3 separate regions of the Homo sapiens genome follow, and all the other regions are linked to region 1. A link is a loop called in an ENCODE intact Hi-C map of the cell type or tissue named here. Cell type or tissue: CD4-positive, alpha-beta T cell. All regions are shown on one strand. Each heading gives the region's core, and the rest is flanking DNA. Links, peaks and the distances in the headings are about the cores only. Region 1 holds the start of LOC124906289 (a long non-coding RNA gene). Region 2 has its middle 5.5 kb from the start of DBR1. Region 3 overlaps DZIP1L (DAZ interacting zinc finger protein 1 like).

The links. A loop is a pair of places that touch in the nucleus more often than their neighbours do. Peaks named below come from ENCODE experiments on the same cell type or tissue, not always from the same donor. Only the 100,000 strongest peaks of a DNase experiment are listed, where the experiment ranks them.
Region 2: it touches region 1 in a loop (6-fold over the local background); 19 of 110 quality-filtered maps call a loop at or near these places.
Region 3: a loop joins it to region 1, with 15 times the contacts of the local background. A loop is called at or near these places in 15 of 110 quality-filtered maps.

What each region holds. Positions count from the first base shown.
Region 1 is chr3:138,910,956-138,921,495 of GRCh38, reverse strand. It overlaps LOC124906289 (a long non-coding RNA gene), which reads left to right and starts at 5,514. Exons shown (of 2, transcript XR_007096114.1): 1 at 5,514-5,640. RefSeq lists silencers at 5,279-5,428, 5,839-6,058. In CD4-positive, alpha-beta T cell, for the core only: CTCF peaks have their summits at 5,426 and 5,690; DNase peaks (open chromatin) are centred at 5,375 and 5,885; H3K4me3 peaks cover 1,290 bases; H3K27me3 peaks cover 427 bases.
Region 2 is chr3:138,175,162-138,185,701 of GRCh38, reverse strand. No RefSeq gene overlaps it. Among named protein-coding and RNA genes, the nearest start is that of DBR1, 5.5 kb to the right of the region's middle. In CD4-positive, alpha-beta T cell, for the core only: CTCF peaks have their summits at 4,665 and 4,876 (motif pointing left); a DNase peak (open chromatin) is centred at 4,891.
Region 3 is chr3:138,063,600-138,074,139 of GRCh38, reverse strand. It overlaps DZIP1L (DAZ interacting zinc finger protein 1 like), which reads left to right. Exons shown (of 16, transcript NM_173543.3): 12 at 2,305-2,497; 13 at 5,773-5,989; 14 at 6,440-6,609; 15 at 9,373-9,512. Among named protein-coding and RNA genes, the nearest start is that of DZIP1L, 47 kb to the left of the region's middle. RefSeq lists enhancers at 2,912-3,413, 7,372-7,421. In CD4-positive, alpha-beta T cell, for the core only: CTCF peaks have their summits at 5,178 and 5,379 (motif pointing left); a DNase peak (open chromatin) is centred at 5,369.

The sequences.
Region 1 (10,540 bases), core at 1,000-8,999:
GCCCACACTGCAATCCTGAGTCCAAAGGCAGTCTGGAAGCAAAACTCCTACCTCTTCAGGGACATCAGTCTTTTCTATTAAGGAGGGTAATCTGCTTTACTCAAAGTCTACTGATTTAAGGCCAGGCACAGTGGCTCACCCCTGTAATCCCAGCACTTTGGGAAGCTGAGGAGGGGCATCAATTGAGGTCAGGATTTCAAGACCAGCCTGGGCAACATGGCGAAACTCCATCTCTCCTGAAAATACAAAAAAAAAAAAAAAAAAAAAAAAAATTAGCTGGGTGTGGTGGTGCGTGCCTGTGATCCCAGCTACTCGGGAGGGTGAGGCAGGAGAATTGCTTGAACCCGGAAGCTGGTGGGTGAGCCGAGATTGCTCCACTGCACTCCAGCCTGGGCAACAGAGTGAGATTCTGTCCCGAAAAATAAAAATAAAAAATAAAATTAAAAAATTAAAATAAAAAATAAAATCTACTGATTTAAGTGTTAATCATAGCTTTAAAAAAATACCAGCCAGGTACAGTAGCTCACGCCTGTAATCCCAGCACTTTGGGAGGCTGAGGCGGGTGGATCACCTGAGGTCAGGAGTTCAAGACCAGCCTGGCCAACATGACAAAACCCCGTCTCCACTAAAAATACAAAAATTAAGGTCGGGCGCGGTGGCTCATGCCTGTAATCCCGGCACTTTGGGAGGCGCAGGCGGGCGGATCACAAGGTCAGGAGATCGAGACCATCCTGGCTAACACAGTGAAACCCCGCCTCTACTGAAAATACAAAAAATTAGCCAGGCGTGGTGGCGAGCGCCTATAGTCCCAGCTACTCGGGAGGCTGAGGCAGGAGAATGGCGTAAGAAAACCCGGGAGGCGGAGGTTGTAGTGAGCCTAGATCGTGCCACTGCACTCCAGCCTGAGCGAGACTCCGTCTCAAAAAAAAAAAAAAAGAAAATTAACAGGGCATGGTGGCGGGAGCCTGTAATCCCAGCTACTGGGGAGCCTGAGGCAGGAGAATCACTTGAACCTGGGAGGCGGAGGTTGCAGTGAGCTGAGATCGCGCCATTGCACTCCAGCCTGGGCAACAAGAGCAAAACTCCATCTCCAAAAAAAAAAAAAAAAAAAAAAAAAAAAACCTTCACAGTAACATTTAGGCTACTTGTTTGACCAAAAATCTGGATACCATAGCTTATCCTAATTGACACATGAAACCATCACAAGCATTCCTCTGTGCCAGGCATTCAGATCATCTCAACAGCATTTTGAGACAGCCGTCATTATCCCCATCTTACAGAAGATAAAACCAAGGGCTTAAGTCCAAGTCCACGGGAAGTTGCGGACTATATCTGGAATTCCAGTCTCCCCTCCTTCCTTGTCCATGACTTCCCCCATCTCACCACTGGCTCTCACTCGGTTGCAAGAGCCCAAAAAGTGTGTCTAGGCCACAGGTTCTCAGCCACTGACGCACATTACAATCACTGAGAAAAACTCATCACTGAGTTTTTCTCAGAGATGAAGCAAACCAACAAACAAAAACCAATGTTCAGACCCTACCCCCAGAGAGTCTGATTGAGCTGGTCAGAGGTGGGCCCCTGAGCATCAGTATTTTAAGCTCTCCCAGGTGCTTCTAATGTGCAGCAAGGCTGAGAACCATGGTTATAGAAGGTGGGACAATGCAAAGCATGGGTCCCTCATCTCTTTGGAGTAAAGATTGCCCAGCAGAAAATAACCACAACCTAAATGAAATCAAGTAGCTATAAAATAGCCTGTGGGAAAAACTAGCAAATATATTTCCTTTCTCAGCATGAAATTGGCCATTTCCCCTCTCATTTTTCAAGCAGTGTACAGTGAGTATTTCTTTCATTATTTGGAGATACAAAAGAGTGAAACTGAGTTTAATTCATGTGGGCAACAGGCATTTGGTGAGCACTTGCTGAGTGTTGGGCAGCCAGCAGTCAGATCTAATGTGGTTCCTGTCTTTAGCCAGCAAGCCACTGAGGGGGGCAGTAAAGCCCATGAAACAACGTGGGAAGTGCAACGACAGAAACTTGTCCCAAAGGTGCCAGAGCCCAGAGATGGCGACCAGCAACAGGCTGGGCAGGTGAAACACTGGGTTTGACACTGTGAAGCCTGTATTTTGAGAGACTCACAACCACAATGAATATCCCTCCCTTTGTTGTCGAGGCCTTGAGTACTCGAGGCAGCAACCCAACTGTGAAGGGAACCAGCCAGGTCTACCAGCAGATCCTTACCTATTCTACCAGTCCTTGGTGAAATGAGAGAAGCTTACATTTAGAAGCTCTTGGTATTAAAATATCCCTTCTTTTCTGAATTGATAATAGAATTTGGCTTTGCTAATAATGTCCTGATGTGCCAAATCAACAATTGACAAGTCTGTGTGGTTTGCCCAATACTCCATGGGCTCATGAACTCCAAAAACCTGGGAAGCACCACAGTAGACAATGGCCTGGGGCCTCACAAGAGCAGGAACCTCTGTGATCCTGGTTTATGAGCATAGACCTGTCCTCACTCTGTGTACCCCTGAGCTGCCTGAATAAACCACATGACATAGATTATCAGCTCTTTTCATTTTTTTTTTTTTTTTTTTGAGACGGAGTCTCACTCTGTCGCCCATGCCGGTGTGCACTGGCTCAATCTCGGCTCACTGCAAGCTCCGCCTCCCGGGTTCACGCCGTTCTCCTGTCTCAGCCTCCCAAGTAGCTGGGACTACAGGCGCGTGCCACCACACCCAGCTAATTTTCTGTATTCTTAGTAGAGACGGGGTTTGACTGTGTTAGCCAGGATGGGATTGTCAGCTCTTTGAAAGAAGACATCTATATGTTGGAGCATAATATCAGCAGAATTGTTGAAGTGGGCATTTTCAGGTGTTTATTAGGAACAAATAGGATATACATTCTATTTTATGAAATGAAATGTTCTAATAAAAAAATTTCTTAAGTAACAAAAAATGAACAAATATGATTTTGTACTATGTAAGGTAGAAAATAAAGACAGCAGGGCTGGGCTCAGTAGCTCCCGCCTGTAATCCCAGCATTTTGGGAGGCTGAGGCAGGCAGATCTCTTGAAGTCAGGAATTCAAGACCAGCCTGGCTAACACGGGGAAACCCTGTTTCCACTAAAAATGAAAATTAGCCTGGTGTGGTGGCACACATCTGTAATCCCAGCTACTTGGGAGGCTGTACCCGGGAGGTGGAGGTTGCAGTGAGCTGAGATCTTGGCACTGCACTCCAGCCTGGGCTACAGAGGAGACTGTCGAAGAAGAAGAAAGAAGAAGAAGAAGAGGGAGAGGGAGAGGGAGAGGGAGAAGGAGAAGGAGAAGGAGGAGGAGAAAGAGAAGGAGAAGACAGCCTAACTTTCCTATTACTGGAATCTGGACTTCTTGGACTGGACACCCCTGACCAAAGTGGGAAAGTGGACCACCAACCTTGGTTTCTGCCACCCCAGATCTGGGATACTGGCCCATCACTGATGTGACCCTTTGTAAGAAAATCAGATCAACTGAGAAGGGGGCATCCGTGTTATGAGTGGCTACTAATAAAACAAGGTATACCTAATACAAGCAAATAAAACTGGCCGGGCGCGGTGGGTCACACCTGTAATCCCAGCACTTTGGGAGGCCAAGGCAGGGATTACTTGAGCCCAGGAGTTCAAGATCAGCCTGAGGAACATGGCGAAACCTCATCTCTACAAAACAACAACAACAACAAAATTAGCTGGGTGTGGTGGTACCCACCTGTGGTCCCAGCTACTTGGGAGGCTGAGGTGGGAGGATCACCTGAACTCAGGAGGTGAAGGCTGCAGTGAGCCGAGATTACACCACTGCACTCCAGCCTGGGCGACAGAGTGAGACCATGTCTGAAAAAAAATAAGACGAAACAACAGGCAAACCTACTACAATAAAATAAAACTGGCCAGGCACAGTGGCTCACGCCTGTAATCCCAGCACTTTGGGAGGCAGAGCGGGGTGGATAGCTTGAGCCCAGGAGTTCAAGACCAGCCTGGTAAACATGGTGAAACCCCATCTCTACAAAAAAAAAAAAGAAAGAAAGAGAGAAAAAAAAAATTAGCCAATGCACGCCTGTAGTCCCAGCTATTCAGGAAGCTGAGGTGGAAGGATCACCTGAGCCCAGGGACGTGGAGGCTGCAGTGAGCCGTGATTGTGCCACTGCACTCCAGTCTGGGTGACGGAGTGAGACCCTGTCTCAAAAAAAATAATAATAATAAAATAAAACTGTTTTTGAATGGGCAAGAACTTCACAAAAAAAAAAATTAATCAAGTTATGCAAAAGGAAAAAAGTGAGAAACATCTGAGGATGCCCAATGCCTCCCTTCTGACACCCCCTACCTCCCACCCCCAAAGCCTCACCAATTCCAGAGCTGCCTCCAAGGTGCTTCCAGCCCTGGAGATAAATGGGCCATTCCTGCCCACACCAGGAAGGGGAGTGGACTTGACTCCGGGCCAAGAGTCCTGCCAGGATTAAGGAAGGAGAACCAGCAAACCTGCATTTCCAGTGAGCACAGACCCATGTTCTCAGGAAGGGGAAAACTTCCAACAGGAACCACAGGAACTTTCTCCATTTTTAAAAATAGCGACTATGTATTCATTTTATTGTCACACACACACTTTATCAAGACTGAATAAAAGGAACAATATAGACAGAGGAGAAAAAAAGAGAACTATGGAGAGGAGGTAAAGCCATTTTGAGCCCTCAGGGCATCCATGAAGTCAGGAAACTTCAGTTCCAACAGCAACAGAAGCCATTCTCATGCTTGGACTGGTCGGTGCTCAGCTCTTTTATATATTGTTTTGCTTTTTGAGACAGGGTCTCACTTTATCGCTCAATCTGGAGCGCAGTGGTGCAATCACAGCTCACTGCAGCCTGGACCTGCCAGGCTCAAGAGATCCTCCCACCTCAGCCTCTCGGGTAGCTGAGAGTACAGGCGCGCACCACCAGGCCCACCTGGCTCCTTTTTTATTTATTTATTTATTTATTTATTTATTTATTTATTTATTTAATTTATTGTAGAGGCAGGGTCTCGAACTGTTAGGCTCAAGCGATTCTCCTGCCTCAGCATCCCAAAGTGCTAGGATTACAGGAGTGAACCACCATGCCCAGCCATTGCTCAGCTCTTCAAAGTCCAATCCTACCTTAGCGTAGGATTGTCATACCTTACGTATGTCAGTGACCCAGGCCCGCAACCACTACGGGAAATGGGCCCGGGATCCTGCAGGAGGGTTAGGGTCTGCAGATCCCGCTGGCCAAGCGGCCCCTAAGGCGCGTCTGGGCTCTGAGGGCTGCGGGCTGCGGGCTGTGGGCTGTGGGCTGTGGGCTGTGGGCTGCGGCCGCCAGGTGGCGCCCTGACTTCTGTTCGGAGGCCTTCCCCTCCCTGCGGATCCCTGGGACCCCCGCCAGGGCAGGGCACTCGCCCATACCGCGCCCGAGGGCTTGCGCGTAGTGTTCACAGACCGTGAAGAAGCTCCACCCCAAACACAGAGGCACTGCTTGCTTTGGCCCCAAAACCCTGGTGCAGGACCTAGGGGACGTAGGGCGGCAGGACGAACATTGGCCCGGCCCTCGCCTCCTCCTGTGACCCCGCAACCCCTCACCTCCCGCGGGGAGAAGAGGCGTAAGGTGAGTGTAGAGCTGGGCCCGGAGGAAAGCTAGGCCCTCCAAGAATGTGGGGTCTTCGCCCTTGAAAAAGCGGGTCTTCCAGATGACGCCGTGGCAGAAAGCGCCAGAGCCCCAGCCTTCCTGCCCCGCCCTGCGCTGCGCCCTCCCCCAGCCCTCCTCCTCTTCCCGCCCCGGGCGAAAGCAGAAGTGTCCGAAAGTTGGGAGGAAATGGCCCCGGAGCTCCCGGGGTTTCCAGCTCGCCTGCGGAGCGCGGGGCTCCAGTGCGGCGCGCTCGGGGCCGCCAGGGGGCGCTGTGGGGCGGGCCTGCCGCCGGGGGCGCGGCTGTTGCGCCCAAGGGAGAGCCGTCGCTGCCAGCCTTAGATTTCTTTAGGAAGGGACAAAGTGATCTGGAGCCCAGGGCTGGGAGAGGCTCTTCGGGCTCCCACCTTCAGGCAGGATTAATGTCGAGCCCTGAAGGCGGGGTCTCTGTCCCGCCCGCCGCTGCACTCCCAGCTCCTGGAACAGTGAATAACAGGGGCCATATTCACCAAATACTGACTGAGCGACAACAGCAGGAAATGTCCTAAGTCCCGGTGATGAATCAGTGAACAAACAAAGCCTCTGCCCTAGTGAGGTTCCTATTCTCCCCTGCGGGGATGGGGAAAACGATAAGCAAAACAGAAGTGTAAATGCATGTACGGTGAGGATAGATGCTGTGGAGAAAAACTAAGCGGGATAAGGAGGGTGAGGAATGCATGGTGCGGTGGAGACAGGAAGGTCAGGGAAGGCTCTGATCGGAGAGGGACGCTTCAGCAGATCCCTCCAGGAAGGGGCGAGTCAGCTAGGAACCGAAAAATAAGGAACACTTCAACGTGTTAAATGAATGAGTTTTAGAGGCAAGATGCCACACTGAGCAATGGCCCCTCTGGTGTGACCTGTCCTCCCTCTCTCCACACCTGTCTGCTCCCCTTCATCCATCCATTCATCCATCCAGCCGTCCCACAGGCACCTACCTGCTCCATGCTGGACCTTATGTGGGGTATATTTCATTTCCATATCCCCTACACCCAGGGATATGGAAATGAAAAAGACACACTCCTGCCAGGTGCGGTGGCTCACGCCTGTAATCACAACGCTTTAGGAGGCCAAGGCGGACGGATCACAAGGTCAGGAGTTGGAGACCAGCCTGACTAACATGGAGAAACCCCGTCTCTACTAAAAATACAAAAATTAGCCAGGCGTGGTGGCGCACGCCTGTTATCCCAGCTACTCGGGAGGCTGAAGCAGGAGAATCGCTTGAACCCAGGAGGCAGAGATCGCAGTGAGCCAAGATTGCGCCACTGCACTTCAGCCTGGGCAACAGAGTGAGACTCCGTCTCAAAAAAAAGAAAAGAAAAAGACACTCCTGGCTGGGCGCAGTGGCTCACGCCTATAATCCTAGCACTTTGGGAGGCCGAGGCGGGCGGATCACGAGGTCAGGAGATTGAGACCATCCTGGCTAACTCGGTGAAACCCCGTCTCTACTAAAAATACAAAAAATTAGCCAGGCGTGGTGGCAGGCACCTGTAGTCCCAGCTACTCGGGAGGCTGAGGCAAGAGAATGGCGTGAACCAGGGAGGCGGAGCTTGCAGTGAGCCGAGATCGTGCCACTGCACTCCAGCGTGGGCAACACATCAAGACTCCGTCTCAAAAAAAAAAAAGAAAAAAAAAAAAGAAAAAGACATACTCCTTGAAGAGAAAAAGGGCCTCACTCTTACTCTGGTGGTACCAGAGAATGGCATAGCCCTTTGGGAGAGTAATTGGACAGCATCTCACTTTTAAATATGGCCACCCTTTGCACCCAAAGCCCCAGGCTGGGACTTGCAGCCAGGAATTGCACAGTGGTCAGGCAGGCCCACTGACTGGAACTAGAACGTGGATTTTAACTCCAACCCCGTCTCTTATCAGCTCTAAAACCCTGAACATGCCATTTATCTGTCTGCCTCAGCTTTCACATCTGTAAAATTAAGCTAATAAAAATATCTAATTAATCGGAGTTTTGAGCTAATACATTGCAAAGGGCAGGGCAGACACATAGAAAGTGTTCAATACATGTTAGCTACTATTGTTAGCTCAGGCAAGGGTTTGGGCAGAAGTGCAATTTGTCTTTTTTTTTCTTTTTTTCTTTTTTTTTTTCTTGAGACAGGGTCTCACTCTGTCGTCCAGGCTGGAGTGCGGTGGTGCCATCTCAGCTCACTGCAACCTCCATCTCCGAGGTTCAAGAGATTCTCCCACCTCTGCCTCCCCAGTAGCTGGGACTACAGGCGCCTGCCATCACACCCAACCAATTTTTGTATTTTTTGTTAGAGGTGGAGTTTCACCCATGTTGGCCAGGCTGGTCTCAAACTCCTGACCTCAAGTAATCCTCCCGCCTCAGCCTCCCAAAATGCTGGGATTATAGGCATGAGCCACCGTGACTGCCCCAAATGCTCTTTGCAAAATTATCTGCATAGCGCCATCCCGAGGCAACCTCAATAAAGTTCCATCAATAGGGAAATGAATCCAATTATGGTCTATCCATACTATAGAAGAAAATGTAATTTTAAGAAGATTGTGTTAATGGGAGACAATTTGAGACCCATATCAGCAAGTCAGACCAAATGTGAAAAAGCAGTGAGTCCTGTGGAACATTGGGATATGTGACATAGGGAGGACTGGAGGGGACTTGGCCTCTGGGGGCCTCTGTTTCTCCAATGAGAGACAATTTGAGCTGTTATCTGAACAGTCAGTCAATACTAATCAACTTTTTTAAATGCACACATCTTTTAACCCAACAGTTCTACTTTTAGGAGCTTATTCAACAGTTACACTTGCACATTTGCACAAAGAATCATAAAAAAAGGTTTGTGGCAGTGCTGTCAAAGGCAAGAACAACCTAAATGTCCATCAACACAGGAATTGTTAAAAAATTATGATGTATCCATCCAGTGAAAGCTTATGTAGCCTTTAAAGTTATCAAAGCAGGTCTAGATGTGCGGATGTAGGAAAATTACATGTAAAATCGTCTTCAATTTAAAAAAAAAAGACAAAGAAAAGCTTAGGTACTCACAATAAGAGTCATGAAAACTTTTGAGAGGGCAGGGGGCTGCTCTGGGGACCCCCAAGGAGATAGCCTCCGATAATGGTGAGTCCTGAAGGTAGAACACCCCCTCATTCTGCTTTGTTTCTTCTCTCCACCCTCAGTGCCCAGGACAGGACAGGACAGGACAAGTACTTATTGAGCGCCACAGAGAGAGAAAGAAGATAGGACAGGCTCTTGGGGCTCTGAGGCTCACAACAAACAAAATGTGATGGGGCAGCCCCTTGGAGTAACTCCAAGTCTGAGCTCAGCAGAGCTACAAGACTTCTGGATGTGCAGAGCCCAAGTTTCCCATCATTTCATCCCTGCTAGTGCTCTGGGCTGGGCTGAAGCAGCTTGTTCTGCTAGATTTGGAACAAACACAAGCGCCTAGAGGAGACCGAGCAACACATACTGATCCTATCAGGCCTAGCTGAGCCCAAGAGTTTCCTAGCTTTGCCCCATCTAACCATACTCTTTCAGGCGTCTTATCTGGTTCCTGTAAGTCTTGGCCCCCAGTCCATCTCCATGCAAGCAAAAATCCCTTGGACCCCGAAAGCTAATGAAATTTTAAAAATAAAAAAATTAAATTAAAAACAGAAGAAATCCGAAAAAAAAACTGAGATCTACAATCTCACAAAGAAATAAAAGAATATGAAATTGCTACTATTCAACGATTAGTTTTACCTTAAAAACGGCAGCTTTATATGGCTAATCTTAATGAATTAAAACAACTTTGAGATATTATTTTTATCCTTTCATACTGGCAAAGATTAAAAAGGTTTGTTAACATCTTGAATCAGCAAAACTCTGGAGAAACAGGCACATTAAGGGCAGAAGACAAACTTGTACCATCCCTATGAAAGGTGATTTTGGCAATTAACTGTTAAATGACAAATCTAAATACCCTTTGGCCTAGCTATTCCACTGCTAGAAGTTTATTCTACAGATATACTCACATACCTGGAATGTACACAGTTATTAATTACGACATTGTTTGTAATCACAGAGAATAAGAAAAAACCAAGCACCTATCAATTGGTGGACTGGTTAAATAAATTATAGTACATTCTCTCTTTCTTTCTCTCTCTCTCTCACACACACAGACACACACAAAAATTATCCATAAAAATTAAATAAGAAATCTCTTTAGGGGCCAGGTACGGTGGCTCATGCCTATAATCCCAGCATTTTGGGAAGCCAAGGCAGGCAGATCACCTGAGGTCAAGAGTTCGAGACCAGCCTGGCCAATATGGTGAAACACCGTCTCTACTAAAAATACAAAAAATTAGCCTGGCATGGTGGCGCACGCCTGTAATTCCAACTACTCGGGAGGCTGAGACACGAGAATTACTTGAACTCAGGAGGTGGAGGTTGCAGTGAGCCAAGATGGCACCACTGCACTCCAGCCTGGACAACAGAGCAAGACTCTGTCTCAAAAAAGAAAAAAGAAATCTCTTTACGTACTGATTTGAAATGCTTTCTAAGATCTAATCTCATCTGTATGCAAATTTTTAAAAACATGCACACAAGGTACAGAACAATGTGTATAGTATGTTACCATCTGGGTAAAAAAGGTGTGTTATGGTATCTAAAAAATTGAAAACATTTGTTGTAGAGGGGAACTTGGATAGCTGGAAAATAGAAGTAGGAAGGAGACTTTTCATTAAAATGCTGTTTTGTGCCTCTTGAATTTTGAATCTTCTGAATAATTGCCCAGTCAAAACAAACAGCAAACAAAGCACACCGGAGGAAACAATGAAGCTTTCCAGAGTGGAAAGCCAGGAACCTGGAGCTTAGAGGCAACCTGAGGAGGCAAAACTA
Region 2 (10,540 bases), core at 837-8,836, 740 kb after region 1:
CTAGGTTGTCTATCTCAGTGCCTAGCACAGTCACTTAGTAAATGTTTGTTGTACGAATTTTTGGCTTAGTTTGAGCCTGGGACGAAGATTTGGGTGCATTTTGTTTATTTAGTAAGTGCTTTCAGGGAACAAAATTGATAGGTCAGGGAGAGTGAAAAAAGAAAGAATAAATATTCAAGATAATTGTCCATTATTGATGCCACTGTTTATTCCTCAATCACCTCTGAAAACATACAGAATACCTCTCTGGATTGTCCATCTTGAAGCTACAGCATTCATCCACCAATACCATATGTATTGGTTGAGGATTTCCCTAGGGCTATTAACTCCCTGCCCTCCTGGATTATATTTGTGCCCAGAACAGAACGGGCTTCTTTAACCTGATACAAAAAAGCAGAGTCTGCAGGTTTCATCTTAGGGTGGGATATAGGCAGCATAAATCTGAGCTTGCACAGAACTGTCACTGCTGCTGTGGCTGAAATCCGAGCGGGGAGGAGCTAGAAATGTGACTCAAGACATCTCACACCTCTGTCTGTTACCCAGGCTTTCCTGTTTTATATCCAGAAGACTGACATAGACATTTTACAGGAAGAAAGCATTGAATAGCCAACTCCTAAGCTTGGAGATCAGGAATCTTGCTCCCAGTTCAAATTTTGCTGATAAATAACTTTAGGTACACTCTTAAGTAATGAGTAGAAATTGGAAGATAAAAGGAATTTTTGATTCAGCCTGCATGTGACGATAACAAAACAGTTAAGCATGGGCGCGGTGGCTCACACCTGTAATCACAACACTTTGGGAGGCTGAGGCTGATGGATCACCTGAGTTCAGGAGTTCAAGACCAGCCTGCCCAATATGGCGAAACCCCATCTCTACTAAAAATACAAAAATTAGCCTTGCATAGTGGCATGCACTTGTAGTTCCAGCTACTCGGGAGGCCGAGACAGGAGAATTGCTTGAACCCGGGAAGTGGAGGTTGCAGAAAAAAACAAAAACAGTTAAATTTGGCACTGTGGTGAGGAGAGGAAAATATCCATGCTGACTACTCTGCAAACAGAAATGAAACTTCTCCCTGTCGTTCCATGGCTCTTAGAGCAGTATTAATTTCTGTAAAAAAAAAAAAAAAGACAACAAAGTGTGAGTTTAATGAAGAAAAAAAATGAAATGCAAAACAAGAAGTAGCCAGAAAAAAATCTGAAAAATCTTTATAAATATCTTTGTGGAACTGCCTAAGATGAGAAACAAAGCCAGAGAGAAATGTATCTATACAAAAATAGGAAAGTTTAAAGTGTGGGGAGATAGGTATAATCCAAAACCTGAATGGTCCCAAAAGAAATTTAGAAGAATCTTTAAAAAGACTTGAAAACGGGCTGGGCACGGTGGCTCACACCTGTAATCCCAGCACTTTGGGAGGCCGAGGTGGGTGGATCACCTGAGGCCGGGAGTTCGAGACCAGCCTGACCAACATGGAGAAATCCCGTCTCTACTAAAAATACAAAAAAATTAGCTGGGCATGGTGGCGGATGCCTGTAATCCCAGCTACTCGGGAGGCTGAGGCAGGAGAATCGCCTGAACCCGGGAGGCGGAGGTTGTGGTGAGCCAAGATCGCGCCATTGCACTCCAGCCTGGGCAACAAGTGCGAAACTCGGTCTCAAAAAAAAAAAAAAAAAAAAAAAGGAAAACAGATGAAATACTTTAAATAAAAAAGAAAATGGACTAACAACAGTATAGAGGAGATACAATGCAGTTCAACAGACACTAACTACAGGTTTTCTTGTGAATGCACTGAACTAGAGTTTTGAAGTGGAACAAAGACATGGTTCTTTCCCTCAGCAGACAGGAATAAAAGTGAGACTGTGAGGCTGGGCGCAGTGGCTCACGCCGGTAATCCCAGCACTTTGGGAGGCCGAGGTGGGTGGATTACCTGAGGTCAGGCATTTGAGACAAGCCTGACCAATATGGTGAAACCCCGTCGATACTAAAAATAGAAAAATTAACTAGGCGTGGTGGCACCTGCCTGCAATCCCAGCTACTCGGGAGGCTGAAACAGGAGAACTGCTTGAACCTGGGAGTGGAAGTTGCAGTAAGCTGAGATCGCACCACTGCACTCCAGCCTGGGTGACAGAGCAAGACACTGTCTCAAACAAAAAACAAAAAAAAAACAATGAGACTGTGAGAGGTTCAATAATTTGCTTAAGGTTGCTTGGGGAGTAAGAGGCTGAATCAATTTTGGTACAGGTTTCTCTGGTTCCAAAGTTCTTTCCAGAGCTCCTACAGTCCTCTGGGACTTAATAGGACTTTCCCAGATGAGACTACCGAATGTTCATCTAAGCAACCAACCTATAAAGGAAAGTCCACAAGGGCTTTTGCGGTGGGAAATAATGCATCAATAATTCATCAGGTCCACAGAGGGTGTGAAATGTATATGCCTGGCCAGGCGCAGTGGCTCATGTCTGTAGTCCCAGCACTTTGGGAGGCGGAGATGGGCTGACTTGAGCTGAGCTCAGGAGTTCAAGACCAGCCTGGGCAACATGGCAAAATCCCTTTGCTACCAAAAAAAAAAAACCAAAGCAAGAATTAGCCAGGCATGGTGCCTTGAGCTTGTGGTCCCAGCTGCTTGGGAGGCCAAGGTGGGAGGATGGCTTGAGCCCAGAAGGCAGGGGTTGCAGTGAGCTGAAATGGTGGCACTGCACTCCAGCCTGGGTGACAGAGTGAAACCATGTCTCAGAATAAAAACTAAAAAGAAAATAAAAGAAATATGTGTATGGCTAAAATAGAAGTAGTGAGATGTTTACAAAGTTTTAAAATTAGAAACCACAGTAAAAAAGAAAATACTCATTTAAAAATTGAATTACTGCTATGGTAGAATTCCAACTTACAAATGTAGAAGAAATGATAGAATTAGAAAATCAGGCTGGGTGCAGTAGCTCACACCTGTAATCTCAGCACTTTGGGAGACCAAGGCGGGTGCACTTGAGACCAGGAGTTTGAGACCAGCCTGGTCAACATGGCAAAAACCTGCCTCTACTAAAAATACAAAAATTAGCTGGGCATGGTGGCGCACAGCTGTAATCCCAGCTATGTGGGGGCTGAGGCACCAGAATCACCTGAACCCAGGAGGCAGAGTTTGCAGTGAGCTGAGATCGTGCCATTGCACTTCAGCCTGGGTGACAGAGCAAGACTCTCTCTCAAAAAAAAAAAAAAAAAAAAAAGAAAAGAAAATCAACACTTGACAACTGTGTGAGTTATAATTGTTTCAAGCAAGAATCATCAATGGATGCCACAACTAAGTGGTGAAAATATTAAGAGAAACAGGATATTTACACAGTCTTAAAGTATCACTCTACAAGATACTAAGGATAGTAGAGTACCTGCCATTAGATACCTACTAATGGTAGGTAACATTTTATTTAAGTCATTGTAATTGGTATCACCAGTAATGCAATAAACACCATGATATCATGCACTGAGAAGAACACAAAATTACTTCTGTGGTATTCTTGCCAAAACTACATGAATATAATCATGAGGAAACATCAGATAAACCCTAGTTAAGAAATATTCTACAAAATAACATACCTATACCCTTCAAAAATATCATGAAAGAAAAACTGAGGAATTGTTTCAGATTAAAGGACACCAAAATGATATGACAGCTAAATGCAACCTGTGATCTGTAATTGGATCTCAGAAAAGGGAAAACTTTTTTTTCTTTTGCTATAAAGGACATCAATGGGAAAATTGGAAAAATTTGAATAAAGTCTGTAGATAAGGTATCATTGCTAATGTATTGATTTTGATAATTGTACTGCTGTCATGGAAAGAATGCCCTTGTTTTTAGGAAATACACAATGAAAAATGTAAGTGTAAAAAATTGAGTCACTGTGGATTGAGCAACTGTTTTTCTTTAATAATGAAAAAGAAACTCTTTTAATTTATTTTAATAATGAAAAGAATTTCACAAAAGAGAACCTAGCTAAGGATCCTGGAAATTTATTCATTTGACAAAACATAGATAGATAGATGATAGATAGATAGATAGATAGATAGAGATATACTAGGTACCTACTATGTGCCAGGCACAATGCCCAGGAGTGGAATACAATTATGAACAAGATGGATATATTCCCTGTTTTCACAGAGCTTTCAGGCAAGAAGTAGAGAGTCAAGCTAACAAGTCACTACACTGTAGGGTGGTAAGTGAGAGGGTGTGGGGCCAAGGGAGTACATAGGAGAGAAACCTCACCAGAACTGAGATCATAGGAGGGCCTTATGGTAGAGCTGGCACCCAAGCTCTGACCTGAAGTGTAAATAGGAATGAAGCAGGCAAAGCCCTGCATGCTATTCCACACAGATCATGGCTCATCCGTGAACATTTGTCTAATCGAACAATTAAGATACTACTTCCCTGGATATAGATGTGGAAACACTGGCAGATTGTCCAAAATCATATTAGGACAAGAGCCCCAATTATTTATAGGTGAAGAAGAAACACTCTATATACTATCAGCCCATCTTTGATGGTTATATGACCTTCTGGATTGCCCAGGTAATAGAAAGGCTCCCCTACTTCCCTCAAGCAAGGGTGACCACATTAGGCAGATGCATTTCAAATGGGGAAGCAATAATAACAAATTACACAAAACAGATCTGATCTTTTTACCACTTAACAATACAGGAACATAATTTGGAAGCCATAAAACCTATACACAGGAGATATTCCTTGTTTTTTTCCTGCTAAAATCAGAAAGTCTACCAAATTTCTGATAAGTTCAGAGATTAGAGACACCACAGGACTCTTTTATCTGTCTGTGATGTTTGCTTTTCTGTACAATTACTGACTACAGTTTTACTGCATCAGGCATAGGTCTCTGTCTCTCAGCTTTCTTGTAGCGTGCTGCCATCAGGTGGTAATAGGTGCCATAATCACTTAGTTCAATTATAAGATATGGATAGCAATGATGAATGTTTTTCCTGATGTTTGTTAACACTTTACTTATAAGCGAATTTGAAAACCCATTGCCCAAATACACCATAGTGCACTCCCTTATTTCATGCAGGTTTCTGCTCAATATGTCACCCTAACAGCAAGGCCTTCCTGAACTACCTTGTATTAACTACTCTGCAACATTTCCTGTCCCTTTACACTGCTCCATTTTTAATCATCCATCTTTTAAACACAATTCTTCCTTCCTGAATTCTTATTTTTATTCACCTCTTATTTGGCTGGATTTCATTATAGTCTTTTTTTTTAGGAAGGGTCCATGAGTGTTGTCTCCCTGGAGTTCTTTTCAGTGGTCAAAAACATCTGCTTGCTGCCTTTTACATGAATAACATCTTGACTGGCATATCATACAGGAAAACAGAATCCCTTCTAAGTTTTTTAAACAAAAAGATGACAAGTTATTGGAAGACCTAAAGTTGCAAACAGGCAGGGTTTATTTTACTTGAGATCAGGAGCTGCAGAACGTTCATCACCACTGAAGGAGCTTAGGGTGCTGGCTGCCACTGAGAAGGTCAGGCTTGTCTGCTGCTACCACAGTTGCCAGAGACAGAAAAGAAACAGCTTTTACCTTTCCTCTACCTCCTAATCTCACACAAGTGCCTCCCACTTGTAAAACCTAATCCAGAACTAAGGTGGCAAGGGAATCCAAAAAATGTGGTTCCTTAGCTTCTAGCCCCTGCAATACAGGTATGAGCAGAGAAGTAAAGATATATATATATCTTTACTTATATATATATATGTAATTTGAGAATAAGTTTCAGAAATGATGTCCATTTACACCTAAATATTTCAGTGTGTGTTTCCTGAAAACAAGGAATTCCTTTATATAACACCAGTGAAATGATCAAAATTGGGAAATTAATGCTAATATCCTTCTATCTAATTTGCAGATCTTATTCAGATTTTGTCAATTGCCCTAATAATGTTTTTTTTTTTTTCTGGTAAATCTCTCTTTTTTTTTTTTTAAGACAGGGTCTCGTTCTGTCACCCAGGTTGGAGTGCAGTGGCATGATCATGGCTCACTACAGTCTTGACCTCCCCGGCTCAAGTGATTCTCCTACCTCAGCCTCCTGAATAGCTAGGGACACAGGCACCCACCATCACACCTAGCTAATGTTTTCTTTCTAATTTTTTTGTAAAGGGTTCTCATTATGTTGCCAGGGTGTTCTCAAACTCCTGGCCTCAAGCAATTCTCCTGCCTTGACCTCCTAAAATGCTGAGTTTATAGGCATGAGCCACCATGGCTGGCCTGGAAATATTTTATATCTTGATATGGGTGGTTGTCATATGTGCATCATCACACTGTGCACTTAAAATGTTATTTATGTTACTTTAAGTAAGCTATACCTTAATTAAAATTTTTTACATGGAGAAAAAAGATCTAGAGGAAAACAATTCCCATAGATTAAAAATAAAATGCAAAAGTTAAATTTAACAATGTAAAAAGCATCCATTGTTCTATTATATTTCAACAAAATCTATACAGAAGGAAAATAAAATATTTAAAACTAATCAGAAATATTAGATTTCCATATTTTTCTACCTTCCTGATCAATTTAAATATCATGAAAATCATATCTTCCTTGTAAATTTGAAATAAATTGCTCCAACATCACTCTGGACACAATGTCTTCGTATCTTTGATAATCTTTACAGTGTCTCCTATTATCATTGTTCTGTTTACATGTACTGCTTCATTTTTAATTAATTTTGGTGTTTTTTCCTATAATATTCATTTTAATTAGTTTTTTTAAATGGGAAGAGATGGATTTATTGTTCTGTGTACTGCCTTGATTAGATTATCTTTTCTTGATTAAGTTTTCCAGAGGTGTTTTCTTTGCTTGTTTTTGTCTTGGTCACTTTTTCTTTCTTTCTTTCTTTCTTTTTTTCTTTTTTTTTGAGACAGAGTCTAGCTCTGTTGCCCAGGCTGGAGTATAGTGTCTGCAACCTCTGCCTCCCAAGTTCAAGCGATTCTTCTGCCTCAGCCTCCCGAGTAGCTGGGATTACAGGCACTCACCACCACGCGCAGCTAATTTTTTGTATTTTTAGTAGAGACAGGGTTTCACCATGTTGGCCAGGCTGGTCTGGAACTCCTGACCTCAAGTGATCCGCCTGCCTCGGCCTCCCAAAGTGCTGAGCTTACAGGTGTGAGCCACTCCGCCTAGCCCACTCATTCTTTATTTACCAGTTTGGTCATCTTCCTTTCTGAAAGTTTTAGAAATATTCACCTACTTTCATTTAGCTTGCATTCTAGTTAGGAAAACTATTTGTCAGGAAAATAAAAAGTCCTTGGCCACTTAAAGAAAAAAAAAACTGATAATTTTAGAAACTCTTAGAGGGAGGTCGTTTTTTTGTTTGTTTGTTTGTTTTGTTTTGTTTTTGTTTGTTTGTTTTGAGACGGAGTCTCGCTCTGTCTTTCCCAGGCTGGAGTGCAGTGGCGTGATCTCGGCTCACTGCAACCTCTCCCTCCTGGGTTCAAGCAATTCTCCTGCCTCAGCCTCCCCAATAGCTGGGAGGAGGAGTAGTAGTAGGCGTGCGCCACCACGCCCGGCTAATTTTTGTATTTTTAGTAGAGACGGGGTTTCACCCTATTGGCCAGGCTGGTCTTAAACTCTTGACCTCATGATCCGCCCACCTTGGCCTCCCAAAGTGCTGGGATTACAGGCGTGAGCCACCGCACCCGGCGGAGGGAGATAGTTTTTAAATCCTTGGTGGGTTTTAAAGTTTTATTTAAAAATAATTATTTTGGGGTGTCAAAATTTTTTTAAATTCTGATTCACTTTCAGGCAATTGTCTTTGCCTTGAGAAGTTCGTCCTAAGGAATTCGCCATTTGCGCCTGCTTGCTCGTTTATCTTAGTTTAATTTTATCAAACTAAATTCCTACTATTGGGGATTCTATTTACTATCCTAATTTAGAATTTTATCATCCGTGAGACTGCTAGGACTCAAGGACCTGTAAAGATAGGTGAAGACAGACCAAGCCCAAGAATCCTCTTTTCTTCTCTCTTTTTTTTTTTTTTTTTTGAGACAGGGTCTTGCTCTGTCCCCCAGGCTGGAGTGCAGTGGTGCAATCTCCGCTCACTGCAGCCTCTGTCTTCCAGGTTCAAGCAATTCTCCTGCCTCAGCCTCCCCAGTAGCTGGTACTACAGGCATGTGCCACAACGCCCTGCTAATTTTTGTATTTTTGGAGAGATACATGTTGGCCAGGCTGGTCTCGAACTCCTGGCCTCAAGTGATCTGCAAGGTACGGAGAGCATCAGGAAAAATAGCTAATGTATGCTGGGTTTAATACCTAGGTGATAGGTTGATAGGCGCAGTAAATCATCATGGCACACGTTTACCTGTGTAACAAATCTGCATAACCTGCACATGTATCCTGGAATATATATATATATATATATATACACACACACACACAAACGAGATATTTATTTATTTATTTATTCTTTTTGAGACAGGGTCTCACTCTGTAGCCCAGGCTGGAGTGCAGCAGCGCAATCTCGGCTCACTGCAACCTCCGCCTCCCGAGTTCAAACGATTCTCCCGCCTCAGCCTCCCAAGTAGCTGGGATTACAGGCATGCGCCACCACCCCCAGCTAAGTTCTTTATTTTTAGTAGAGACAGGGTTTCACCATGTTGGCCAGGCTGCTCTCGAACTCCTGGCTTCAAGAGATCCATCCACCTTGGCCTCCCAAAGTGCTGGGACAACAGGTGGGAGTCACCGCGGCCAAAAAACGAGATTTTTAAACTAAGAATCCAATGAAACAGAAACAGACAATAGAATCAGCTCTGCAGATAAGTAAGATATTGGGCTTAGAAGACAGGCAACCTAAAATAACAATGATTAATATATGAGAGAAAGAGAGGAAAAGATGAAGGAAATAAATTAAAAGATAAAGAATCTCTTTAAACTATTGGCTTCACTGGAAAAGAATCCAATATAAATCCTAAAATTGAAAAGGACTATAATGTTAAAACATTAATAAATGAGTTTGTACATTGGACATAGAACAAAATAGGATTAGTAAACTAGAAGAGAGGTTATTAGAAACTATCCAAAATAAAACACTGATAAAAATGAGAACTATGGAATAGAAATAAAAGATAGGTAAAATACCATGGAAAAATTCCAAAGGAGTAGGAAAAGACAGAAAAAAAAGCAACATTTAAGTAGATACTGACCAAGAATATTCCAAAACTGAAAAAAGATACCAAGCTATAGATTCAGAAAGCATAAATGAGTAAAGTTCAAAAAAAAAACCACCTAGATATATTTTATTAAAATAGCTTTAAGGAGTAGGGAGAGAAAGTAGAGAAAGAGAAAACAGTAAATAGCAAAGAAAAAGACACATTACTGGCTGGGCGCGGTGGCTAACGCCTGTAATCCTAGCACTTCGGGAAGCCGAGGTGGGCGTATCACTTGAGGTCAGGAGTTCGAAACCAGCTTGGCCACCATGGTGAAACCCTGTCTCTACTAAAAATGCAAAAAATTAGCTGGGCATGGTGGTGTGCACCTGTAATCCCAGCTACTTGGGAGGCTGAGGCAGGAGAATCGCTTGAACTGGGGAGGCGGAGGTTGCAGTGAGCCGAGATCGTGCCACTGCCTCCAGCCTGGGCAACAGAGTGAGAGACCGTCTCAAAAAAACAAAAAACAAACAAACAAACAAAAAACCCACATTACTTTCAGTGAAAAAAAACCTTAAGTTTATAGGTGACTTCTCAGTAGAAGATAATGCAAGCCAGAAGATAATAGAATGCTATTTTTGAAATGCTTTGTAAAAAAAAAACCACACACACACACACACACACACACACACACACACACTGCTTAACTGGTATTCGGTACTCAGTAAACACACCCTTTATGAATTAAGGTGAAACAAAGACATCTCTTTCTTTCTTTTTCTTTTTTTTTTTTTTAGACGGAGTCTCACCCTGTCACCCAGGCTGGAGTGCAATGGCACGATCTCAGATCACTGCAACCTCTGCCTCCTGGGTTCAAGCGATTCTCCTGCCCCAGCCTCCCAAGTAGCTGGGATTACAGGTGTGCGCCACCACGCCCAGCTAATTTTTTGTATCTTTAGTAGAGACAGGGTTTCACCATGTTGGCCATGCTGGTCTCAAACTCCTGACCTCGTGAGCCGCCCGCCTCTGCCTCCCAAAGTGCTGGGATTACAGGTGTGAGCCAGCACACTGGCTTCTTTTCTTTTCTTCTCTCTCTCTTTCTCTTTTGTCTCTTTTTTTTTTTTTTAGACGGAGTCTCGCTCTGTCGCCCAAGCTGGAGTGCAGGGGCGCGATCTCAGGTCACTGCAACCTCCGTCTCCTGGGTTTGAGGGATTCTCCTGCCTCAGCCTCTGAAGTAGCTGTGATTACAGACGTGCGCTACTGCGCCCAGCTAATTTTTGTATTTTTAGTAGAGACAGGGTTTCACCATTTTCCCCAGAGTGGAAAGAAATTTTTAAACAAACAAATATCTAGAAAAAAATTAATCTGTCGTCGGCCTACACTAAACAAACAGGAAAACTTAAACTGAG
Region 3 (10,540 bases), core at 2,213-10,212, 850 kb after region 1:
CCTCGAAGATGTTTTCAAGCTTTTAGATTTCTCTTCTTCCTTGGGAATAACAATTATTCTTAGGTTTGGATGTTTAACATGGTCCCAAGCTTCTTGGAGACTTTGTTCATTTTTTTAAAATTCTTTTTTGTCTTCTATGGATTGTGTTAATTCGAAAGCCTTGTCTTTGAGCTCTGAAGTTCTTTCTTCTGCTTGTTTGATTCTATTGCTGAGACTTTTCAGTGTATTTTGCATTTCTCTAAGTGTGTTTTTGATTTCCAGAAGTTGTGATAACTTTTTATTTATGCTATTTCACTAAAAAATTTTCCTTTCATCTCTTGTATAACATTTTTTGTTTCTTTAAGGTGGGCTTCACCTTTCTTTGGTCCCTCCTTGATTAGCTTAATAATTGACCTTCTGAATTCTTTTTCTGGCAATTCAGAGATTCGTCTTGGTTTGGATCCATTGCTGGTGAGCTGGTATGATTTTTGTGGGTGTTAAAGAACCTTGTCTTGTCATATTACCAGAATTGTTTTTCTGGCTCCTTCTCATTTGGGTAGACTATGTTAGAGGGAAGATCTGGGATTCAAGAGCTGCTGTTCAGATGCTTCTGTCCCATGGGGTGCTCCCTTGATGTAGTGCTCTCCCCCTTCCCCTAGGAATGGGGCTTCCTGAGAGCTGAACTGTAGTGATTGTTTTTGATCTTCTGGGTCTAGCCACCCAGTAGAGTTACAGGCTGGTACTGGGGAGTGTCTGCAAAGAGTCCTGTGATGTGATCCATCTTCAGGTCTTGCAGCCGTGGATACTATTCCAGCACCTGCTCCAGTGGAGGTAGTAGGGGAGTGAAGTGGACTCTTGAGGGTCCTTGTTTTTTCTTTTTGTTTGTTTAGTGCATTGGTTTTGTGTTTGTTGGCCTCCAGCTAGGAGGTGGTGCTTTCAAACTGTGGTCCTATAGGGAGGATGCATACTTCCCTACTTGCCCTAGGGACACCTGGTTAAGTATTCAGGTTTCTCAGGCGGTGGGCAGGGCCATACAGCTCCTAAGGGATTATGACCTTTGTCTTCAGCTACCAGGGCGGGTGCAGGAAGACCACCAGGTGGGGCCAGGGATAGACGTGTCTGAGCTCAGCCTCTCCTTGGGTGTGGCTTGCTGCAGCTACTGTTGGGGATGAGGGTGTGTTCCCAGTCCAATGGAGTTATATTCCCAGGGGGATTATGGCTGCCTCTGCTGAGTCATACAGGTCGCCAGGGAAGTGGGGGAAATCTGGCAGTCACAGGCCTCAGCCCATCTCCACGCAGCCTGCGGTCCTAAAGTCCGGTCTCACTCGCACTGTGCCCCACCAACAGGAGCAAGTCTATTTCCAAGCAGCCAGTGACCAGGGCTGGGAACTTGCCCCAGACCACAAACCTCCCCATTGAGAAAGCAAGCAGACTCAGGTTTTCGGCATCTCAGGGAGTCTGCAGCAGTGATCCAGTTCCTTTACAGGGTCTATGGATTCTCTCTCCAACTAGTATTTGAATGCCATTGTGCTTAACCAGAACACGTATGTTATTATTAGAAGCACCAATGAAATCTATTATTAAATAAAAACACACCTATTATTAAATTAGCCAAGCATTACACTATTGGAATGCTGTTTGTGTAGAGTAAGTTAGAAAAAAAAAATAGACAACTAGGGTTATTTTAGGAAGAATGGTCACTACTTTGATTGTTTTCAACTACTGACTACTCTAACTTTGGCCCTATATTCAGATTTGATTAAGACATTCCTTTCTAACCTTGCATGAATCCTCATCTTGGATTCAGATGCCTCCCTGGACCCTCCCATGGGCTCTGGGTGGATGTCAAAAGCTCGAGCAACTTCCAATAGGTCTTGAAAGGGTACTTGGATTGTGTTTACAGCAGTTTAGTTTTTTAAACATTGTTAGCCATGGACAGTGTGTTTGGCATAATAATAGTAATTGGGAGTACAAAAATGAGCAAGCTGTGGTCTCTTATCCTAGGATTCAGTCAGATGGTAGAAAAGCATGTTCCAACGAAGTCCCTTATGCTATGATGTGGTCAGAATTGTGACGCAGTCCTTTGCATTATCCTGCTGTGCACATTTTGATGGGGCTCCCAAACCCTGAACCATTGCACTTTCAGCAACTTTGAAGCCGCTGCTTACCCTTCTCTGATCCTCATTTCATGCCCCCCAGTCCTGCAAGAAAAGCACCAGGCACTGATCACAGACTCCCAGGCCAGCAGCAGCAGGTGTGAGAGGCTTAGGGGAAGGAGAAGAAGGGTAGCCTCTCTCTGTAAAGGTGAACTCCTGTCTCCTCTAGGATGCAAAGGGAATCTCGATTCAGACTCTCAGACACCTGGAATCCCTGCTGAGAGTCCAGCGGGAGCAGAAGGCCCGGAAGTTTTCTGAATTTCTGAGTCTGAGGGGAAAGCTTGTCAAGGAAGTCACCAGCAGAGCGAAGGAGAGACAGGAGAATGGCGCTGTGGTGTCCCAGCCAGACGGGCAGCCTTCAGGTACACTGGGGAGAGGGCTTGCTCAGGGCTGTGACCTGTAAGGGTCCCATTCTTGCCAAAACTTGTTTGCACATGAGGAGGGTATAGTCTCTGTCCCCCATTAGGGGCACTTCTCTGAAGGGCTGAGCTGGTAGGGTCCTTACAGGGGACTGAGTCCAGAAGTTCTCTGTTGAGGAAATAGGATCTGGGGTGGAGTGGGGGCATTTGTCCAGGGTCACTCGGGGAAGTTGGAGGAGAGCCGGAGCTGGAGCCTGTTGTCAGCCTGAACTGTCCCTGTGCAGACATGCTGCCTCCCTTAGCACCTTCATTCTGTTTGGCTTGTTGCGACCACAGTTGAGTGTCTCTTCAACAGAGAGCAGCCTATTCAGTTTCTGGCTCTACACACCAGGCATGCCAGCCTGGGGAGGCAGGCAGAGGCCCGGGAGCATTGAAGCTGCAGGTGGAGGCAAATATCAATTGAATGTAAACTTCTGCAGAGCTCAGATAGCCCCTGCTCTGGCCATGGGAGAGCATGAGAGACTGGGCCAGTTCTGCACGCAGATGAATTCTCAGAGCTCATAGTTGGTTCCTTGGGCCAGGTCATAGCTGCCACTTTACCATTTGTCCATGCTCTGGGGGTCATGACAAGAGAAGGCCCTGTGGTTCTGGTGGAACACGAAATTCTGTGGACCAGGACCCTTGAGTCTGTTCTTACGGAGCAAGTGTATTTGTGTTCCCAGGTTTGAGAGCCCCCTGTTTCCAGAGGGTTCCAAGAGGGTCTGGGCTGCTGTGGTGAGAGGCTCTGGGGAGGGCTTCAGTGGGTCTGGTCTGCTCATGCAGGTGCTGTCCTGCTCCTTTTACTTCGTCTCCTCAGTCAGGGACACATGTGGCCAGAAGGAGGCCAGTTCTGTATCTCCTGTGTCCAGGAAGAACCGATTTGAGCTCTTCATGCAAAAAAATTTTGCAGAGTATGGCCCACGTATCTCTGAGGATATGAGAGATGATTTTAGTTGCTACATCAACCAATCATTTTATAACTTATTTTTATTTTTCCTCATGTGAATTAGAAGAAAATAAGACTAACATAGCAATCCTGTGAGCTCATGGAAATTATTACTTGGACAAGTATCAAGCAGGTATTTTGTGCTTAAAAGCATTGTCATTTTGGCATGAAAATATGGTAAAAAAATGTATTGATGACCTGGGAAACTATAATATTTAGTTTAAACTTCTGGCCTTAAAATCTCTAAGGAAAGGACGGTTTTTATCTTGCATAGAAATCTCAGACAGAAGGGTATTTGTCCTGGTTGCCAATCTGCCTTTTATGCTCCAATTTAAACGTATATCCTTTTGCTCATTCAGTCAAATGTTCATTCATTCATTTGCCCACTCATTCATTTAGTACAGTACTTGCTGAGGTTGACTCTGTGCCAGGGCCTTCCACCTCACCTGGGAAATCAGCCAGGACCAGGTGATGTGATGGAGCCAAGCATGGGGGTGGTGGGAGCTCAGAGGAGGGAGGGGACAGGGACTTGGGGAGGATGAATGGAAAAACCCTCGGAATGCTGGCTTCCAAGAGAAAGCAAAGGTATCTTGCTCCTTCTAGGTGCTACGCCCCACCCACTCCCACACACCTTTGTTCCTGTAGTAAAAAAGCCAGGAGGGAGAGCCCCCTTCGCAGCCTTCCCTTTCCCTGGCCCTGGGGTTCTGCCTTCTCTGGAGATGTTACTGAGTTGTGAGATGAGCGCTGTGTTTTTGTGGCATTTTGTAGACCTTTCCTTCCAGCTCTGCACCTTTATTCTTTTCCTGGGTCCCACAAGTGCTGTCTTAATGCTCACCTCCCATTTCTGCTTGGACCCTGCCTCTTCTGTGGCCTGGGCAAGGCTGTGGGAAGTAGCGGTGAGGGCCCAAGATTAGGGCAGACAGACAACCTGGGTTTGTATTCACCACTTTCTTCCGTGGAGCTGAGGGCAAGCCTCTGTAGGGAAAATGATAGCCTCTGAAGATGCTCGGGGGCCAAGTGGTTGTATGTAAAGTGCTTTTCTTAGTATCTGGTACACAGTCATGGGAAGCTATTGTTATTTTCCCCCAGCAGGCTTGTCTTTGTCTTCCCCTTCTCTTCAGTTCACTCTTTCCTGGAAGCTCCACTTCTGAGTAGACACATTCACTGAGAGCAGTGCATAGCTGGCCCTTGAACAATGCAGGGGTCAGGGGCGCAAACCCCCCATGCAGTTGAAAATTTGCGTGTAACTTTTGACTGCCCCAAAACTTAACTACTCATAGCCTACTGTTGACCAGAAGTCTTACCGACAATATGGACTATTAACACACATTTTGTATGTTATATGAATTATAAGCTGTATTATTACAATAAAGTAAGCTAGAGAAAAGAACATGTTATTAAGAAAATCACAAGGAAGAGCAAATATGTTTACTATTCATTAAGGGGAAGTGGATCATCATAAAGGACTTCATCCTTGTTATCTTTGTGTTGAGTAGGCTGAAGAGGAGGAGGAAGAGGAGGGGTTGCTCTTGCTGTCTCACGGGTGGCAGAGTCGGAAGAAAATCCACGTATAAGTGGACCCATGGCTGTTCAACCCCACGTTGTTTCGGGGTCAACTGTATTTCAAACATTTTCTGATCTTGAATTACTGTAAGAAACTCATTTTACATTGTGACCCAATCCACACATGTCTGACTCCCTGTGATGCACTCTCTCTCTTCTCTTCCCATAAAAACTTGCTGATCCGGGACCGCTCTTGTGGCTATAGGTCTTGATGCAATTTGGAAAACAGAGGGGCTGTGTCCAATTGCCTGCCTTGGTACTGCCTTGCCCCAGACTGCATTTGGGAGGAGGTTTGAGTGGATCTTGATGGTTCATGCAGTCCTGCGGCGACCTCTGGTGGCAGTGGGGTCTTCCTGCAGGACTGCCTGCAGTGCAGCGGCTGTAGCGTGGGTTGGGGAGAGGGTAGCAGCCTTGGTGAAGTCCATCTAGGACTACTGAGCCCCTCTTCAGGCCCGCGGACTCCTGCTGGTCTTCAGTAATGACAACACGACCCTGGAGCACCCAGCTGCTCTCCTGGTCTCTGATGAAACTGTGGAACTGTGGTCCTAGCCTCGAATCTGGCCAGCAGAACACCTGATTTGGCAACAGTCATGAAATCTGCTGTGGTTATTACAGCACGGAGAGGGAGTAATTGTTCATTTCCAGGGTGTTGGAGCCACTTTCTCCCTCCTCTTAGGCTTGAGATCCAGCATGGGTGTACTCCAAAAATCATTCCTTTCTGTGTTTCCAGTCAAAAGCCAGCAGAGCACACTGGTCACCAGAGAGGCCCAGCCAAAGACCAGGACCCTGCAGGTGGCCTTGCCATCCACACCGGCAGAGCCACCCCCACCAACTCGTCAGAGCCATGGCAGCCATGGCTCCAGCCTGACCCAGGTGTCCGCCCCCGCTCCACGCCCCGGACTGCATGGACCCTCCAGCACCCCTCCTTCCTCGGGGCCCGGGATGAGGTGAGCCCCAGACTCTGCCCTCTCACCCCACCTGCAGTGGTGGCTCCTGGATTCAGGCAGTCCTGTTCTGGGCTCCCTCCAGGCTTCTGCAGATAGGAGGGGGGCAGACACATGTGAATAGAAGGTGCCTCAGGTGGGGTCCAGTCTGAGCTCTGGACTTGAGAACCTGTGCTCCCAGCCAAGACAAACCCACCCTCCCCTTACCCATGTCCTCCCCCAAACCCGTTCCCCCTCCAGAGGGGCTGGATCCTCAGATGGGCAGGGCTCTACTAAGGGAGATACTGGTGTGGCTGCTGCACTCCAGGGGTCTCCTGGCTGTCTTCTGGGCCTGAGGGAGGGAGCAGGGCTGGCCCTGAGCAAACCAAACCAGCTTGAAGCGTGGTGAAGTTTGGCTTTTGAAGTTTTCTTTCTGGCCCATGCATCCCTCATTTCTTCTCCTCCTCGTGGCAGCACGCCCCCGTTCAGTTCTGAAGAGGACTCAGAGGGAGACCGTGTGCAGCGTGTGTCTCTACAGCCCCCAAAAGTTCCTTCCAGGATGGTGCCCCGGCCCAAGGATGACTGGGACTGGTCTGACACAGAGACCTCGGAGGAGAATGCCCAGCCCCCTGGCCAGGGCTCAGGTGAGCTGGCACCTTTGGGTGAGTGGGCTGGGACCACCGGTGTAGCCCTTCTCCAGCCCAGATTTCTCAAGGCTCCAGAAACACCCTTTAGCTTCCTTTAGGCTTTCTTATTTGACATCTCTTTCTCTATTTGGCTTGGAAAGGATGGTCCTCCTTCGCCTCAGATATTTTTTTGTGGGATAGCAGAGATATCAGGAGAAAGCTAGAGTTTGAGCAAGGTTTAGTTTTACCCCTTGTTTTGTCATTAAATTGTTAACTGTGGGAGGTTGAAGGGAGCCATTCACCCCTTTTCTCCTCCATGTTCTTTCCAGTAGAGAGTAAACACTGTGGCCAGCTACGGGAGATCAAAGCCTCGCTCTAGTAGTGGTGACAGGGCCCAGGAATGCCTGAGGCATAGGCTTCCTGTTAGGGCTGGATTAGAGGAACAACCCGCACTTGAGGCCAAAGTGGGGGCCCCTCCAGCCTCCCCAAATCCAGATCCCAATCTTACTTGTGTGCAGGGCTGGGTTTGCAAAGAAGACCCTGAGTGTGCAGGCCCTTAAACAGGCAGCTGTAGGGTACACTCCAGCCAGGCTCCAACCCCAGCCACAGGGGCGGGGAGGGTCCGAGAGAAAGAGCTGGCACTGTCTTCTGGATCAGCGGCCCTCCTTCAGGTGCGCCGTGGCCCAGGGTGTGTTGTAGGCCCACCCCTCTGCTTGGCTTCTTCTGTGAGAGAGGGTAGTATGTGGGGAAGAAACTGGGAGGGTGTTTCTCCTATCCTTGTCCATCTCGGTGAGTAGAGCAGAAGTTCCTTCTTCTGTGGAAGCTCGAGGCGTGTGAGAGAAGGCTCTCCCCTCTATGTTGGTGTTGCTGGGTGCTCACCGCGTGCTCAGCTCTGTGTGGATCTCTTCGCACAAGTCTCCTCATTTACTCCTCACAGCACTGATGAGGGAAGGCTGAGCCACACACATCGTGACAGAAGTTGAAACTAAGCCTCATAGACATTATGACTGGCCCAAGACCACAGAACGATGTCATGGCAAGTTGAGATTCTGTATGATGTTTTTGAAGTTAATGTGTTAGAGTCACTGTTTATTTATTTACTTGTAAACCATTTTTCCCCCCAGAAAGAGCTGCCTTTAGCTGTGTTCCCAATGTTAAGAATATCCCCATAGTCTTTAATGCTGTTTGAGTTCATTAGCACCAGATCAAGAGTTGGTGGTCATAGAGTTAAATATCACAGTGGTCAAAGTAGCCTCCAAGGTAAACCTCAGTTACAACTTGAAGGGAAAACAGTTTCCTACCATGAACATTTTGACAAATATAGTTTTCAAGAACACATAGAGTGTAACACACATAACTTTTTGCAACAACTCAATTGTGAAAAATGTGGCTTCCCAGCAAAGCTTGAGACAGAGGAGGCAGCCACAGTCAACCTTTATAGCAGGCTGCCTTTGGGCCATGCAGCCTGTTTCATCATACAGGAAAGCTCTTTGCCCTTTTCAGCCAAGAGACTTAGAAATTCAACTTGTTGGTGGAAAGGGCATTGTAGAGACCTGAGCTAACTGTCATGGTAAGTGGAATGAAAATATTCGTTAAACGTATTATTTTCTATCTAACAGGTTGCAATGACTAGTTGAGCCTCCTTCTTTTCAAAACAACTGTCTACTCCCATTCTTTCAAGATTTTCCTATAAAACTGCCAACTGAGGCCTGTAGCTTCTGGCTTCAGTTGTATTTTCTAGCCAAGGCTGTGTTAAAGAATATGGAATTTAGAGTTTTGTCTTTCCAAGGTCAGTAAGTAGAAACCCTGGGATGTCAGGCTAGGCTTGCGGTCTGCAAATTTCTTGCTCTTAATAGACTCTGCAGTACTTGGCCATGTTTACAGCATAAGCCAAGCCTGCCAGTCCATCAGAATTCACCAGAAACAGATCTTTGGAGAAGTATCGATGCCCACCAGGCAAGGGCAATAGGGTGGCAAGGTCTTGGGACTGGGTGTTAGGAATCTTCAGAGAAAGTCTTGGCTCTGCCACTTACTACCTGCTTGTCCTTGTGCAGGTGGTTTCTGATCCTTTGTTATAAAATGAGGTATTTGGACAAGGTGATTAATGAGAGGGCAAGGAAACAGTGCCTGCTACATCGTAGGCCCTTAACAAACATTTCTTGAATGAATCAATGAGCCAAGGGCTGTTGTAGCTCCAAAAGTCTGCTCAGACCTTGATTTCATTTGAATCGTAGAAGGCTGTAGTTAGCTTCCTGCTTCCTGGTCATTCCTGAGGTTCATACATTACCTTGGTGTGCCAGGCATCAGGGATCTATTTGATGATCTCTGTCACTGCTTAGCTCCTGCTTCCTGCATGGACTTTGCAGAAAGTCATTCTTGCCTGTGGTCCTCCTGTGCTAATCTTTATGATATTTCTTCTTGTCTCTGTATAAAGATGTTGAGGAACTAACTGCATGTTAGTGATACAGTTCATTCCCCACACTGAGCAGAGGTCCTGCCTCAGCCTCTCATTAGAGGGAAGCACAGCTTCCTAAGCCTCTGTCACTAGCCATGTCATTAAGTTTGCACAGTCACATTTTCAGAATATGCCAAGCCTCTGTTCACTGGGTACCTGTTGGCCTGGCCTTCTCTGTCTCCTTTTTTGTGGTTGCTCAGCCTTCTTCCTCCTGGCCCTTCTGCTCATTCCCTCTATCCACACTGGAGCCTGGACATGAGCCACAAAACTGAGATGTTCATTTTCTAGGCTTCTCCCACTGACACAGCCACTTTTTCACCTTCCAGGAACACTGGTGCAGTCGATGGTCAAAAACCTGGAGAAGCAGCTAGAAGCTCCAGCAAAGAAGCCTGCTGGAGGGGTCAGTCTGTTTTTTATGCCCAATGCTGGGCCACAGAGGGCTGCCACACCAGGAAGGAAGCCTCAGGTAGGATGTAGGATGCTTAGAGTTTACTCTGGAATTCTCTACAGAACCAGCTCTGAGTTTGGGGGGCCTGGGGTGAAGGTTGGGGAGGGCCCAGCAAGTGTCATCCTTTGCCCTAGTGGGACATTGTGGGTGACCTCCCTCTGCCCCTGTGCACATGGAGAGATGGCCAGTTTGGAATACTTGTATCCAAGTTAACATTAAAAAGCCTTTTGGTTCATTATATAAGCAATGCTCAGTAAGTTTTGATTGTCCCATCTCCTGCCTCTCGGAGAGCTTCGGAGCTGACTCTGTGTCTGGCATCCTGCAGCAGCTGCTCTTCCAGCCCGGTCTCATCCCACAGTGGGCTCCTCCCCAGTCCCTCACTCTGCCATGGACCCTAACACAATATGTGTGTGGAGCGGACTCCCCCAAGGGTGGTACTGGAGTGGCCTCGCATAGCACATCAGAGTAGGTAACAGCACAAGATGGGAATATTTAGATACCTCTGTTTTAGAAACCTGAGCCTCCTTGCCTCAGACTGTAGCCACCATCAGATTTTCAGACTTAGAGCTCAGATGTTGGGCTTCCCCAGCATCATCAGACCCTCCTCACTGCCCGTCTCTCCTCCATCAGGGAACAACTTGCACACTGCTGTTATTTTTCAAGCAGAAAACTTTAGAGCTCCCTTTACTTCACACTCCTTTCTCACCTTTCTGTATCAAAAAGGTGCATCCTGGGATAATCAGTGCTATTGCTTTAAAATTTCAAGTGGTGGGCAACCATTCTTTGGTTTTTGATAGCACTCCCTGCTCTTTACCACAGTGTGTTTGGTTTACCACACAGCTCCTGTATGTTTGTGAGTAATGCATCCAAATGATTGAAAAGAAAAAACTTGTTCCTTTTTCCAAATTGTGAAAGAGCACCAACAGCCCCAAACAGATTGAGGCGCCGCTCAGAGCATGCTTGCTGCCCTGCACCCTGCATGGGTTCTGATTGGTCGGTCTTACATTCCTGGAGAAGATGCATAGGATGGCTTGTATCAAAGCCCA